Linked DNA regions of Homo sapiens: region 2 is linked to region 1. A link is a contact called in ENCODE Hi-C or POLR2A ChIA-PET data. All regions are on one chromosome and are shown on one strand. The core of a region is the stretch at or near the end of the contact, and the rest is flanking DNA. Distances in the headings are between cores, read along the strand shown.

What was found. Hi-C counts contacts between places; a loop is a spot of excess contacts on that map. ChIA-PET counts read pairs that join two places held with the same protein, here RNA polymerase II (POLR2A). Pooled maps may share reads with other maps.
Region 2: a loop to region 1 is called in a map of naive thymus-derived CD4-positive, alpha-beta T cell, with 9 times the contacts of the local background. The contact joins the promoter of DRC2 here to the promoter of PRKAG1 in region 1. A Hi-C loop is called at or near these places in 1 of 168 maps with a recorded cell type or tissue (naive thymus-derived CD4-positive, alpha-beta T cell) and 7 of 50 pooled maps. POLR2A ChIA-PET finds 5 or more read pairs at or near these places in 7 of 52 experiments (A673, BJ, GM10248 and 4 more).

Annotation. Positions count from the first base shown.
Region 1 is chr12:49,014,372-49,020,553 of GRCh38, forward strand. PRKAG1 (protein kinase AMP-activated non-catalytic subunit gamma 1) reads right to left here and starts at 4,405. Exons shown (of 12, transcript NM_002733.5): 1 at 4,361-4,405. The coding sequence starts at 4,369. It overlaps KMT2D (lysine methyltransferase 2D), which reads right to left. Exons shown (of 55, transcript NM_003482.4): 55 at 4,607-6,182. DDN-AS1 (DDN and PRKAG1 antisense RNA 1) reads left to right here. Exons shown (of 2, transcript NR_147179.1): 2 at 3,865-4,869. RefSeq lists a silencer at 235-529 and enhancers at 3,446-4,036, 4,609-4,808.
Region 2 is chr12:48,898,774-48,905,470 of GRCh38, forward strand. It overlaps DRC2 (dynein regulatory complex subunit 2), which reads left to right and starts at 5,360. Exons shown (of 8, transcript NM_033124.5): 1 at 5,360-5,695; 2 at 6,173-6,340. The coding sequence starts at 5,564. It also overlaps the pseudogene RPL32P27. RefSeq lists silencers at 2,639-2,839, 5,317-5,366.

The DNA of each region.
Region 1 (6,182 bases), core at 3,155-5,654:
ACTAGGTCCTAAAAGCTAAGACTAAAGATCTGAGCTTAGGGCTAACCCCTACAAGATTCTCACAGATCTACTTTATTAAAACATGGAAGCCAGAGAGACAGCATTGTCTTCCCCAAACACAGACACTCACTAGGCATAGTTGTAGGCACTAGAACCACAGACACTGGTTCCACCATTGTCTAGCTCCATGGCAGAGAGAGAGCCACAACTGGGGAGGATCCCAGTAGCTGACTGTCAGCCAGTCAAAACCTGAATGACTGAGAGGTGGATAAGGAACACGAATGTACTGAAACTGGGAACTTGAGTCCACTCAGCACCCTTGTGAGTCAAAGGCTGCTATAGCCAGGGGATGCTGGTTTTCCAAGTTTCCCTTCCCAAGATAGTCTGAGATTAGAGAGTGCTTTGACTAGACAAAACTTAGAACCATTTCTGTGCTCCCTCAAGTGGGAACATTTGGAAATGCCATTGTTATTTAGGAACCCAGAAGGGATCACAACAATTTTCATCTGCTAGCATCAACAGTCTTGGCTCCATTTTCTCTGGGTGATATCTCCAAAATAAAACCATACTTCATCCCCATAGCTTCTGTAGTAACATGACATTAAAAACTTCAACCTGGGAGGTTGGCTGACAAACTTCCTAAACCAGGGAAGTTTAAGACAGCCCTAAACTTTTCTCCCTTAATGGGCTAGGGGAGAGTGCAGGGAGTAAGGGGGATAATCTCCCTCTTCCCACTGGACTGCATAAGACTGTCAGCTTGGCCTGCCATTTTGGCAAGACTATCAGAACAACAGCCTCATCACTTATAAGTGGGAGAGAGGGCTGTGATAAAGATAGACACATGATATATCAGAGTCTCACAAAGATCTACACAAAGGCACAAAAACAGCTACTTCTGTAGAATTTACCCATCATATGATATATACTGTACTGTGCTACAGTTATTTTGTTCATTATCTATCCAAACAGATTATAAATTCCTGGAAACCTAGAACTATCTTATACTTTGTATCTCCCATACCACCAAGCACAGGGTTTTGCATATAATTCACAGTTGTTTTGTTTTTTAATTCTCAAAGAATGATGCACACTGATATGAACAGATATGCCCAAGACTAAGTTACAGAGGGAGGAAAGAAACATAGAGCTAACTAGAGATACAGATACCAACATAAGAGAGTCAAACACAACTGCATATGTGACTTTTTTTTTGGGCGGGTGGGCAGAGTCTCGCTGTGTCTCCCAGGCTGGAGTGCAGTGATGCGATCTTGGCTCACTGTAATCTCCGCCTCCGGGGTTCAAGCGATTCTCCTGCCTCAGCCTCCCAAGTAGCTGGGACTACAGATGCCTGCCACCACGCCCAGCTAAGTTTTTTTTTGTATTTTTAGTAGAGACGGGGTTTCACTATGTTGGCCAGGCTGGTCTTAAACTCCTGACCTCGTGATCCACCCGCCTCGGCCTCCCAAAGTGCTGGGATTACAGGTATGCGCCACCGAGCCTGGCCGTGACTTTTAACTTTCTGCCTGTTTCACCATATCAGAGGGGGGATTATGTAATTACATCTACTCCTTTCTACCTTTTTTTTTTTTTTTGAGACAGGGTGTCACTCTGTCATTCAGGCTGGAGTGCAGCGGCATGATCACAGATCACTGCATCTTCAACTTCCCCAGCTTCTCCGACTTCTGCCTCCCGGGCTGCTGGGACTACAGGAACATACCACCAGGCCCAGCTACTTTTTGTATTTTTTTGTAGAGATGGGGTCTCGCTATGTTGACCAGGCTAGTCTTGAGCTCCTGGGCTCAAGCGATCCGGCCACCTTGGCCTCCCAAAATTCTGGGATTACAGGCAAGAGCCACTGCTCCTGGCCTCCTTTCTACTTTTAATAACATAAGGGACCTGAGAAAGTACCACTGTACCACGCAAGTACAAAATATTACAGAGACACAGTCTACATCTGACAAATAGACTCGCAATTTCTTCCAAACTTCTGATCTACATTTCCAATTATTTGTTTGACAACCATAGATGTCACAGAGACTCCTCAAATGCTTGAATACGAAACAAAACATTTGTCCCTCCAATCCTATTATTCTCGCTGTGGTTCCCATCTTGTTTTTTTGTTTTGCACAGCTGTCTTCTTAACACTTATCAGCTAAGCTGGTATGTTAGAAATGTCTCAGATCCATCTCTCTCATTGCCAATATCACAGCCTTAATTTAGGCTTTTACCTCTCACCTCTGCAACGTTGTTTAAACTGGGGTCCTTGGCCCAAATCTATCTGTTCTTCAATTTATCTTTCATGCTTTCACCAAGTTTGTTCACCAAAGCATCTCAGATTTGGAAGGGACTTTCATCCCCATTAACAAGAAACTTTACTTTTCGAAGTAGCTCAGTCCATGTACAGAAAGCTGCTATGAACATTCCTAAAGGACATTCACTGACTTGCTCATAAATCTTCCATGGGTCCCCTATTACAAAACAAAGTTCAAATTTAGCATGGTGTGTAATACCTTCAACCTGATCTTAGCCTGCTTTTCCAGTCTTTTCTCCCACTGTGACCAAAATCCAAAGCCAGCAACATCATGCCGCTGGCTCACCCCCAGTTCTCTACATACCCCAATTTCAGTGCCCTTGCTCACACTGTTCTCTCAATTTGCAGTGCCCTCTCCTAGGTCCAAAGTAATTTTTCTCTCAGCTATTCTGTCACAGTCCTCTGTTTTCATATTGATGACAGCATTTATTATAGTCTACCTTTAAATAACAGCTGTTGCTGGCTTGCCCTCACCATCACTCCAGTTAGGCTGAACATTTTCAAAGCAGGAGTTTTCTTTCTTTTCTTTTTTTTTGGAGACAGGATCTCACTGTGTCACTCAGACTGGAGTGCAGTGGCATGATCTCAGCTCACTCCAGCCTCCACCTCTTTGGATCAAGCGATCCTCCCACCTGAGCCTCCCGAGTAGCTGGGACTACAGGCACACACCACCACCACCACGCCTGGGTAATTTTTGTATTTTTGTTTCTGTCGAGACAGGCTTTCATCATGTTGCCCAGGCTGATGCTGAACTCCTGAGCTCAAGCAATCCACTTGCCTTGGCCTCCCAAAGTACTGGCATTACAGGCGTGAGCCACCACACCTGGCTGAGTTTTCTTTTTCCTCTTTTTAACTTCTACCCCAGAGCCTAATCCAGTACATAAAGTGTAAAGGCTAAATTAGAAAATCTATATAAAAATGCTTTGTAAACCATAATACATTTACAAGTAAGTAGAATATGACATGTCATTTTAAATTTAATGGAATTAGACTCCTTATTTTTGTTTAAGATTATCCTGATTAGTCAGAATTGGCTCCCTTGCCTGGGAGACCAACTGCGAATCATTTTAGTACTTTGGTCGGTTTTCTTTTTGAAAACCTGAAAGAAACAACCTCTCTGTGAGCAGAGAAACGGTGTGGCAAAGAATTACTCTGGGCATGTAATCCAAAGCAAAGTGAACCTGCAGTCCTTTCGTAACTACAGTAGCAGATGATAAAAACCAAGATGGAAAGAGTTACTCTGCCTGAAAGAAGACACATGGTTAAAAACTGTGGAGAGGGAAGTGTATGGGAGGGGTTACAGAGCGCTAGAAAAAGACTCCTGAGAGTGAGGGTGGGTGCAAACATGTAGCAGGCAACCCGCAGCATCTGTGGGAGGGTGACAGGGCCCTGCCACAATTGGTCAATGCCTGCTCGCCAAGAATGAGCTATGCCAAAACCCCTGCTTAGAGTCGCAGAGCGGGCCATGACCTAAAATTGTCCAGGGACACATCGGCCTCTAACACTGCAAGATTTCCTCTTTCAAGCAAACCTCAATTCTCGGTCTTATTAAGGGAATGTGACTTCACTGGACGCAGTATAAAGATCTTCAGATGTCCTCCTGCCGGGGATTGCAGGGATCACAGAAAGACCATCGAGGTCCAGGAGCTACCTGCAAGCGGAGATCCCTCTGGACGCCCCGTGCCTCACCCAGCAAAGCCGGCTCACAACCCTGCGCTCTCAAACCTCTAAAAGGGCTTGAGGTGCCAATAGGAAAGGAGGCCCGAGATTGCCACGGCATACGTGGGCCCCAAGGAGGGAGCCAGGAGTCACTGCCTGCTTGGGCTAAGGGTACCGCGTACGGAAAGGCGGCGGGGACGCGGCCCAGTTCCAGGAGATGCGCCCAACGAAGAAGCGGAGGAACAGGGTCACGGGATAGGGCAGACACCCGGCTGCTTTTTGTTTGCTAGACACCAGCGCCAGCCCCTGCCCGGCCCTCCCGGTCTCCTAAGGGTTGGGGGGGTGTCTTAGGCTCCACAGCGCCCCCGACCGCCCTCCTGCACTCCTCACCGTCTCCATTGCAAGAGGCGCCCGGCTTGGTTTCCTCGCTTTAGGAAACTCTCTTGGGGCAGGCCCCGCCCCACATCCGGTGCGGCGACGCCACTTCCGCCCACGTCATGGCAGTCGCCAGACTGGGGCGGAAGGCAAGGAACCCACCCTTCCGGCGGTGGCGGGCCTCGGTAACCGCCCTCCCCCGGGTCCTCGCGGACCGCACGGATCCGGCTGACGGCGAGGGTCATGGGACGGAGCCGCTTGTATTTAAAATGTTCTTTTTTTATTTGTCGTTTAAAAACAAACTTGGAAGAAGCAAAATCCAAAACTTGCCCTTTGCCTCTCGCAACATAAATATGTACAGTTCAGAATGATCGCTGATACAAAACATGCCAAGGACAGGGGCGCTGAGGGTGGAGGGAGAGAGGGCGCTTTAAAAAAGGGAACCATTTCATCCGTTGTTACGAAGGACCAACCTTGCTGTACAGGATACACACAACACAAAATAAAGTCTTCACGGGATTCACACTTGTCAGCGATTTATTTTTTAAAAAGGGGGAGGGTCCTGGAGGTGAGGGGAGAAGACTGTAAAGGGGAAAACTGAAAACTGAGTATGTGCGAGTGTAAACCAACCCAAAATACAAACACGGGGGCGGGGGGTGGGGTGGGGGATTCTGATGCAATTATACAGGCAGGGTACTTAAAAAAAAAACCAACCAAAATTCCAACCTTGTAGCTTGGGTCTGAGTTATAGTTTATATAAAAATTAAAAACTGTATAAGGTTTCTTCACTAAATTCTACAGGACTATCGGATACCTAGCATATGCTTACAAAGTCTGCCCCATCCCCTTTTCCCAATCCCAGGGCCCAAGCCCCAAACACAGCCTGACTCACGGGAGCCAATCTCCCCCTCCCTGTAGCCTAGACCTTCTGCTCTCGGAAAAGGAACATCCAAGGGCTGTGGCTTTGAGGGCAGCAGCCCAGTCTTCCTACTGTCTGATTTAATTACAGCGGTTCCTGTGGGAGTGGGGGCTGTTATTCTCTTAAACATTTGCAGCTTGAAACAGTTGAGGAAGCAGCTTTAAAAAAAAAAAATCTCCCTACCCCCAACAATCCACAACCCCCCAAATTCAAAACAAAACAAAAACAAACCTAAAATCACAACAGCGACCAAGCTCCCCCTCCAGCAGGCCCGCCCGTCCACCACCACCAAGCCCACCCCTACACTCCAGACATCTGATTCTTGAAAATATTAATTACAAAATGCCCTTTGCCCACAGCCCCTAGAAGAGAACTGCATATAAGCTTCATCTTCATCCCCACGGTTCCCTACCAGAGAGGGGTTTGGGGCCTCACCCACCCCTTACCTACTCCCACCCCCAGGAAGAGGTTCAACTGCAGCACAAGCTTGGGCAGAAAGGGGAAGGAAAGGGAGGCAAGGAACCCATCACCCTCTGGCTCCCCCTGGGGTCAGCTCTCTTTTGTGCGTTATAACATAGTCCAACTATACAACAGGGGGTGGGAATTGCCCAGCCTCTATACCCCCATCTTACAGCAGTCACAGCCAGGGGGTGGGGAGTGGGGTGGGGGGTGAGGAAAAGGGCGGTAGGTCGGGTAATGGAGGGGGCCCCCCCACAAGGGGAGCTCCATGTGTCCGCCCCACACCCCCCTACCATTTATAAACTGGTTTTGTAAAAAGAAAATAGATATATTTATATAGAATATATAAAGCACAAAAATTAGTAGTTTTACATTTGCTCTCCCCGGGGGGTGGGGGGAGAGGGGAGGGTTCTCACCTCCAGCCGGCTCCCCCATGCCCCACAAGACTATGTACAATCC
Region 2 (6,697 bases), core at 4,110-6,609, 110 kb before region 1:
CAGGATTCATAGGTCCAGGAATTAAAGGATGGAAATGGGAATAGCACAATGCACAATTACCACTAGAGACCCCTGGCCACTTTGGGATCCTCAGGGCTCTGTGTCGGCAGGCGAAGAAAGAAGTTACTGTGCTGGCTGGGGTGATTGATCCTAACTAGCAATGAAAAATTGGAGGCCGGGCATGGTGGCTCATGCCTGTAATCCCAGCACTTTGGAAGGCCAAGGCAGGCAGATCACCTGAGGTCAGGAGTTCACGACCAGCCTGGCCAACATGGTGAAACCCCATCTCTACTAAATACAAAAATTAGCCAGCCATGGTGGCGCATGCCTGTAATCCCAGCTACTCAAGAGGCTGAGGCAGGAGAATCATTTGAACCTGGAAGCCAAAGGTTGCGGTGAGCCGAGATCATGCCATTGCACCTGTAATCCCAGCTACTCAGGAGGCTGAGGCAGGAAAACGGCTTGAACTGGGGAGGCGGAGGTTGCAGTGAGCCAAGATCGCACCACTGCACTCCAGCCTGGGCGACAGAGCAAGACTCCATCTCAAAAAAAAAAACAAACAACAACAACAATAAATAAATAAATAAAAATACAAAAATTAGCTAGGCATGGTGGCGCACACCTCTATTTCCAGCTACTCAGGAGGCTGAAGCAGGAGAATCGCTTGCACCCAGGAGACCAAGGTTGCAGTGAGCTGAGATTGCACCATTGCACTTCAGCCTGGGTGATAGAGTGAGACTCCGTCAAAAAAAAAAAAAAAAGAAAAAGAAAAATTGGAATATTACTTCACAATGGAGGTAAGTATGAGCATATCAAGGAGATTCCTTGATATACTAAGGAAGATTCCTTAGGTCATCTCAGTATTACTGTGACCTGTGATTAAGGTCAATGGAAAACTAGAACAAAACAATCCAGGACTACTAATGGCCCAGACCCTTCAGAAATGAAGCTTTGAGTCAGTCCATCAGGTAAAGAAACAGGTCAACACCTGTTAAGGTGCTTGCTGAAGGCAAAGGGAATAGGATAGTAGTAGAAAACGGTAGCTATTAATACCAGCTATGACCACGTGACCAGTTATGGACCCTAGGACTATGATTGCCATGAGTATTTCCTCATTTTGTTATTTATATGTTTATGTGTGTGTATATCAAGCAAATATCTTCATTTTCTTTTCTCTTTTATTCCCTCATAATGTAACATAAGATGTATTAACTTTATGTCATAGTTTTAAGTATTATTAATTTTGCATCATAATATCTGAGTTATGGGATATGAAGAAGAGTAAACATCACTCAAGGATTTTACCTCCTCTTCTGAGGAAGGGATTAGTGTTTTATTTTTCTTTTTGAGACCGGGTCTTGCTCTGTCACCCAGGCTGGGGTGCAGCATCAATGCAAAGCTTCGAAATGCAGGCTCAAGTGTTCCTCCCACCCCAGCCTCCTGAGTAGCTGGGACTACAGGTGTGTGCCACCATGCCCAGCTAATTTTTTTTTTTTTTTGAGACAGAGTCTTGCTCTGTCGCCAAACTGCAGTGCAGTGGCACAATCTCTGGCTCACTGCAACCTCCGCCTCCCGGGTTCCAGCAATTCTCCTGCCTTAGCCTCCAGAGTAGCTGGGACTACAGGCGTGTGCCACCACGCCCAGCTCATTTTTATATTTTTATGAGGGGTTTCACCATGTTTGCCAGGATGGTCTCGATCTCTTCACCTCGTGATCCGCCCGCCTCGGCCTCCCAAAGTGCTGGGATTATAGGCGTTAGTCACTGCGCCCGGCCTGTAATGGTTAATTTTATGTGTCAACCTCACTGAGCCACGGAGGGCCCAGACATTTGGTCAAACATTAATCTGGAGGTCAGGCACAGTAGCTTGTGCCTGTAATCCCAGCACTTTGGTTGGCTGAGGTAGGAGGATCGCTTGAAGCCAGGAATTTAAGACCGGCCAGGGCATCATAGCAAGACCCAGTCGCTACAAAAAAATTAAAATAAAAAAAAATAGTTGGCTGGGCACGGTGGCTCACGCCTGTAATCCCAGCACTTTGGGAGGCCAAGGTGGGTGGATCACCTGAGGTTAGGAGTTCCAGGAGTTCGAGACCAGCTGGCCAACATGGTGAAACCCCGTCTCTACTAAAAATACAAAAATTAGCTAGGCGTGGTGGTGGATGCCTGTAATCTCAGCTACTCCGGAGGCTGAGTCAGGAGAATTGCTGAAACCTGCGAGGCGGAGGTTGCAGTGAGCCAAGATCATGCCATTGCACTCCAGCCCAGGCTGACAACAGCAACAGCAAGACTATGACTAAAAAAAAAAAAAAACACTGAGTATGGTGGTGCACACCTGTAGTCCCAGCTACTCAGAAGGCTGAGGTGGGAGGATCCCTAAAGTCCAGGAGTTCGAGGTTGCACTGAGCTACAATTGCATCACTGTACTCCAGCCTGGGTGACAAAATGAGTTTTCTGTCTAAAGAAAAATAAACAAAAAAAAATTATTCTGGTTTTGTCTGTGAGGGTGTTTCCAGATGAGATTAATATTTGAATTGGATTGAGAATTAATTAGTGGTAGATTGAGTAAAGCAGATTGCCCTTGTAACATGGGTGAGCCTCATCCAATCATTGAAGACATGAATAAACCAAAAAGGCTGAGTAAAAGCAGCTCCTCCTGACTAACTGCCTAAGCTGAGGCAGTCTTTTCTGGCCTTCTGACTCAGACTGAAACTCAGACTCTTCTTGGACCTTGAGCTGGCTGGCTTTTAGTCTAGAACTACACATCGGTTCTCCTAAATCTCCAGGTTGCTAATTGCAGATCTTGGGACTTCTGAGCCTCCAATAATAACACCGATTGCTTATAATAAATAAATACACACATCCTATTGGTTCTGTTTTTCTGGAGAGTTCTGAGTAATGTATTATATTTCATATTTAAAACAACTTTATTGGGGCACATGTTGCATATCACATAATTCGCTTTTTTTTTTTTTTTTTAAATACGGAGTTTCGCTCTTGTTGCCCAGGCTGGAGTGCAATGGCACGATCTCAGCTCACCGCAACCTCCGCCTCCTGGGTCCAAGCGATTCTCCTGCCTCAGCCTCCTGAGTAGCTGGGATTACAGGCATGTGCCACCACGCCCAGCTAATTTTGTCTTTTTAGTAGCGATGGGGTTTCTCCATGTTGGTCAGGCTGGTCCCGAACTCCCGACCTTAGGTGATCCAACATGGTGAAACCCCATCTCTACTAAAAATACAAAAAATTAGCCGGGTGTGGTAGCGGGTGCCTGTAATCCCAGCTACTTGGGAAGCTGAGGCAGGAGAATCACTTGAACCTGGGAGGTGCAGGTTGCAGTGAGCCGAGACTGTGCCACCTCACTCCAGCCTGGGCAACAGAGAAAGACTCAGTCAAAAAAGGAGAGAGAGAGGGAGAGGGAGAGAGAAAGAGAGAAAGAAAGGAAGGGAAGGGAAGGGAGAAGAAAAGAAAGTAATCTACTTTCTGTCTTTATAGCTTGGCCTTTTCCGGATATTTCATATAAATGGAACCATACAATATGTAATCACTTGTGTCTGGCTTATTTCACTGAGCATAGGGGTTTTTTTGGCCGAACATGGTGGCTCACGCCTGTAATCCCAGCACTTTGGGAGGCCGAGGTTGGTGGATCATTTGAGGTCAGGAGTTTGAGACCAACCTGGCCAAGATGATGAAACCCCGTCTCTACTAAAAATACAAAAATTAGGCAGGCATGGTGGTGACACCTGTAGTCCAGCTACTCGGGAGGCTGAGGCAGGAGAATTTCTTGAACCCGGGCGGTGGAGGTTGCAGTGAGCCGAGATCACGCACTGCACTCCAGCCTGGGTGACAGAGTGAGACTCCAGTCTTAAAAAAAAAAAAAGGGTTTGTTTGTTTTGTTTTTGTTGTTGTTTCTTTTTGATACAGGGCTGCTCTGTCACCCAACTGGAGTGCAGTGGCTTGACTATGGCTTGACCTCTGGGGCTCAGGTGATCTTCTCACCTCAGCCTCCTGGGGTAGCTGGGACAACAGGTACGCACCACCACGCCCAGCTAACTTCTTTTGTATTTTTTGTGGAGAAGGGGTTTCGCCACATTGCTCAAGCTAGTCTCGATCTCTTGGGCTAAAACGATCCTCCCGCCTCGGCCTCCCAAAGTGCTGGGATTACAGGTGTGAGGCACAGCGCCCAGCCTGCATATTCTTTTTGAGGTTCATCCACATTGTAGCTGGTATCCATAGTTTGTTCTGAATAATATTCCATTGTATGGACATAGCATATTTTGTCTACTCATTCACATGTTAATGGACATTTAGGTTGTCTCCAATTTTTCCAACTGGGCTATTATGAGTGAGACAGATAAGAAAATTCCTGTGCAAGTTTTTGTGTGTATACATGCTTTCATTTCTCTTAGGCAGATCCCTAAGAGTGAAATTATTGGGTCACATGGTAAATTTATGTTTAACATTTTAAAAAATTGCCAAACTGTTTTCCAAAGTGGCTACACCATTTTACATTTCTACCACCAATATATGAGGGTTCTCGTTTCTCCACATTCTCTCCAACACTTATCTTTTTAAAAAAGGTTTTTGTTGTTGTTGTTGTTTGCAGTTTTTACAGTTTTATTTAAACAGAAAACATACACATGAGCTGTCTACTCATTTTCTTTGCTGCGCAGCCTGGGATTGGGGTTGGTGACTCTGACGGCCAGCTGGGCAGCTCTTTTCCACGATGGCTTTGCGGTTCTTGGAGGAAACATTGTGAGCGATCTCAGCACAGTAAGATTTGTTGCACAACAGCAGCACTTCCAGCTCCTTGACGTGTGGACCAGGAATTTCCGGAAGCCACTGGGCAGCATGTGCTTTGTTTTCTTGTTGCTCCCATAATCAATGTTGGGCATCAAGATCTAACCCTTGAACCTTCCACGAACCCTGTTGTCAATACCTCTGGGTTTCCGCCGGTTACGCTTAATTTTGACATATCGGTCAGACTGGTGCCGGATAAACTTCTTGGTTCTCTTTTTGACGATCTTGGGCTTCCCAAGGGTTCTGAGGACGGTTTATAAAAGTGCACTGAGGGGAGGCTGAGACAGGAGAATTGCTTGAACCCGGGAGGCGGAGGTTGCAGTGAGCCGAGATCGTGCCCATCCTAGGCGACAGAGAGAGACTCTATGTCAAAAATAAATAAATAAATAAATAAATAAATAAATAAATAAATAAATAAAATGCACTGAGGAGACAGATTTTTGAGAGTTAAAAGGACCCTCTCAAAAACCGACCGCGGTCCTCCACTGGGTAGGGGGCGCTCCAAGACAGGGACTCTTCTAGCCTGTTGCCTCTCCATGTTAGCGATATCCTCGTTGCTAGGAGACTAGACGCGTCTTACAGTGGGAGAGCTCAGCCTCACTGATAGCCGGGGATCTCTCCTGTTCGAGGGCTGAGATCTCCGGTCCCACAACCGCCCACAACCAGGGGCACTTCTGGAAGTCCCCTTTCTAGGGACATTTTTCTTCTAAGCTCTGTAACGCGGGCCGAGGCAGACCGAGGCTTCTTTCCCGGATCCAATCCCCTGCCCCCATGCCTAAGAAAGAAAAAATGGCCAAGACGCCCCTGTCCGATGAGAAGCAGCTGCTTCTGTTTCAGCAGAAGTTGCTGGCAGAGGAGGAGATGGCCAAAAAGAAGGAGAGGCTCCTCAGCCAGTTCTTGAAGGTGATGGCCTTTTGCATTATGTCCTGCTCAACCCCATCCACCCCCTGCCCTGGCCCTGTCACTGAGGAAACCTCATTTTCATCCTGACCTCCCCTCCTCCGGAAATCCTGAGACCCAGATATACTTAGATTTCAGGCAACATTGTTTGGGAGGCGGGGGTGTTCTCTGCGAAGCACGGAGGGGGTGCGTGGTATACGGCTTGGCAATCTTTACTGAATCCCAGAACTGGGACCGTAGGTCCTGTCAGCTGTTCCAGCTGTCTGGAATGCTGATATTCTCCCTGGAGATAGGTCATTACAAACAACATCCTACTCTGATGCTCCCACCCTGAAGGAAATTCACCCTTGCCCTCCCTAAATGCCATCAGGCCGTTCCCATCGAAAAGGGGTAAGGTGTCAGCTGATAAATTAAGAGTGATCTTGTTTGTTGTACTGAAAGGCCCTGACTTCCTGGAGGTATATTTATTCCTTCACACAGGACAAGCTGGCCAAGGAGGAACACAACAGTGCTCTGAACCTTAATAAGATTAACACACAGTGGAGAACTGTCCTTCGGGAAGTCAAGACCAGAGAACTTCATAAGGACATTGAGATCCTCAGCCAAACATTTGAACGAGTGGTGGACTGTAAGGACAATGTCATCAAGGTAGGCACTCTTTCCAAGGAAACCTTGAGTATGGCTTCCTGACCTCTTAATAGAATGAGCCTAGTGAATCCATCTTAAAGCCCTCACAAGACACAGGCTGTGAGAAAGCCAGGCTATTGGTAATAATGGTTTTCACAGAAATAAAAAATAGAATATTGGGCTTTCATCCCTCTCTCCCTTAGAGGACCCACTCTTCTTGTCATCTATTGCCCAAAACCAGTACTATCCAATAGTAGAGTCATAAGGCACAGTAGACATCACCCAGTGACTTGAAATGAGTCCCACACCTTCATTTCAATGTCAGAAGGCTCAGTTCCAGAGGGGAACTGACTTGCCCAAGGTCACATAGCTAGTCAG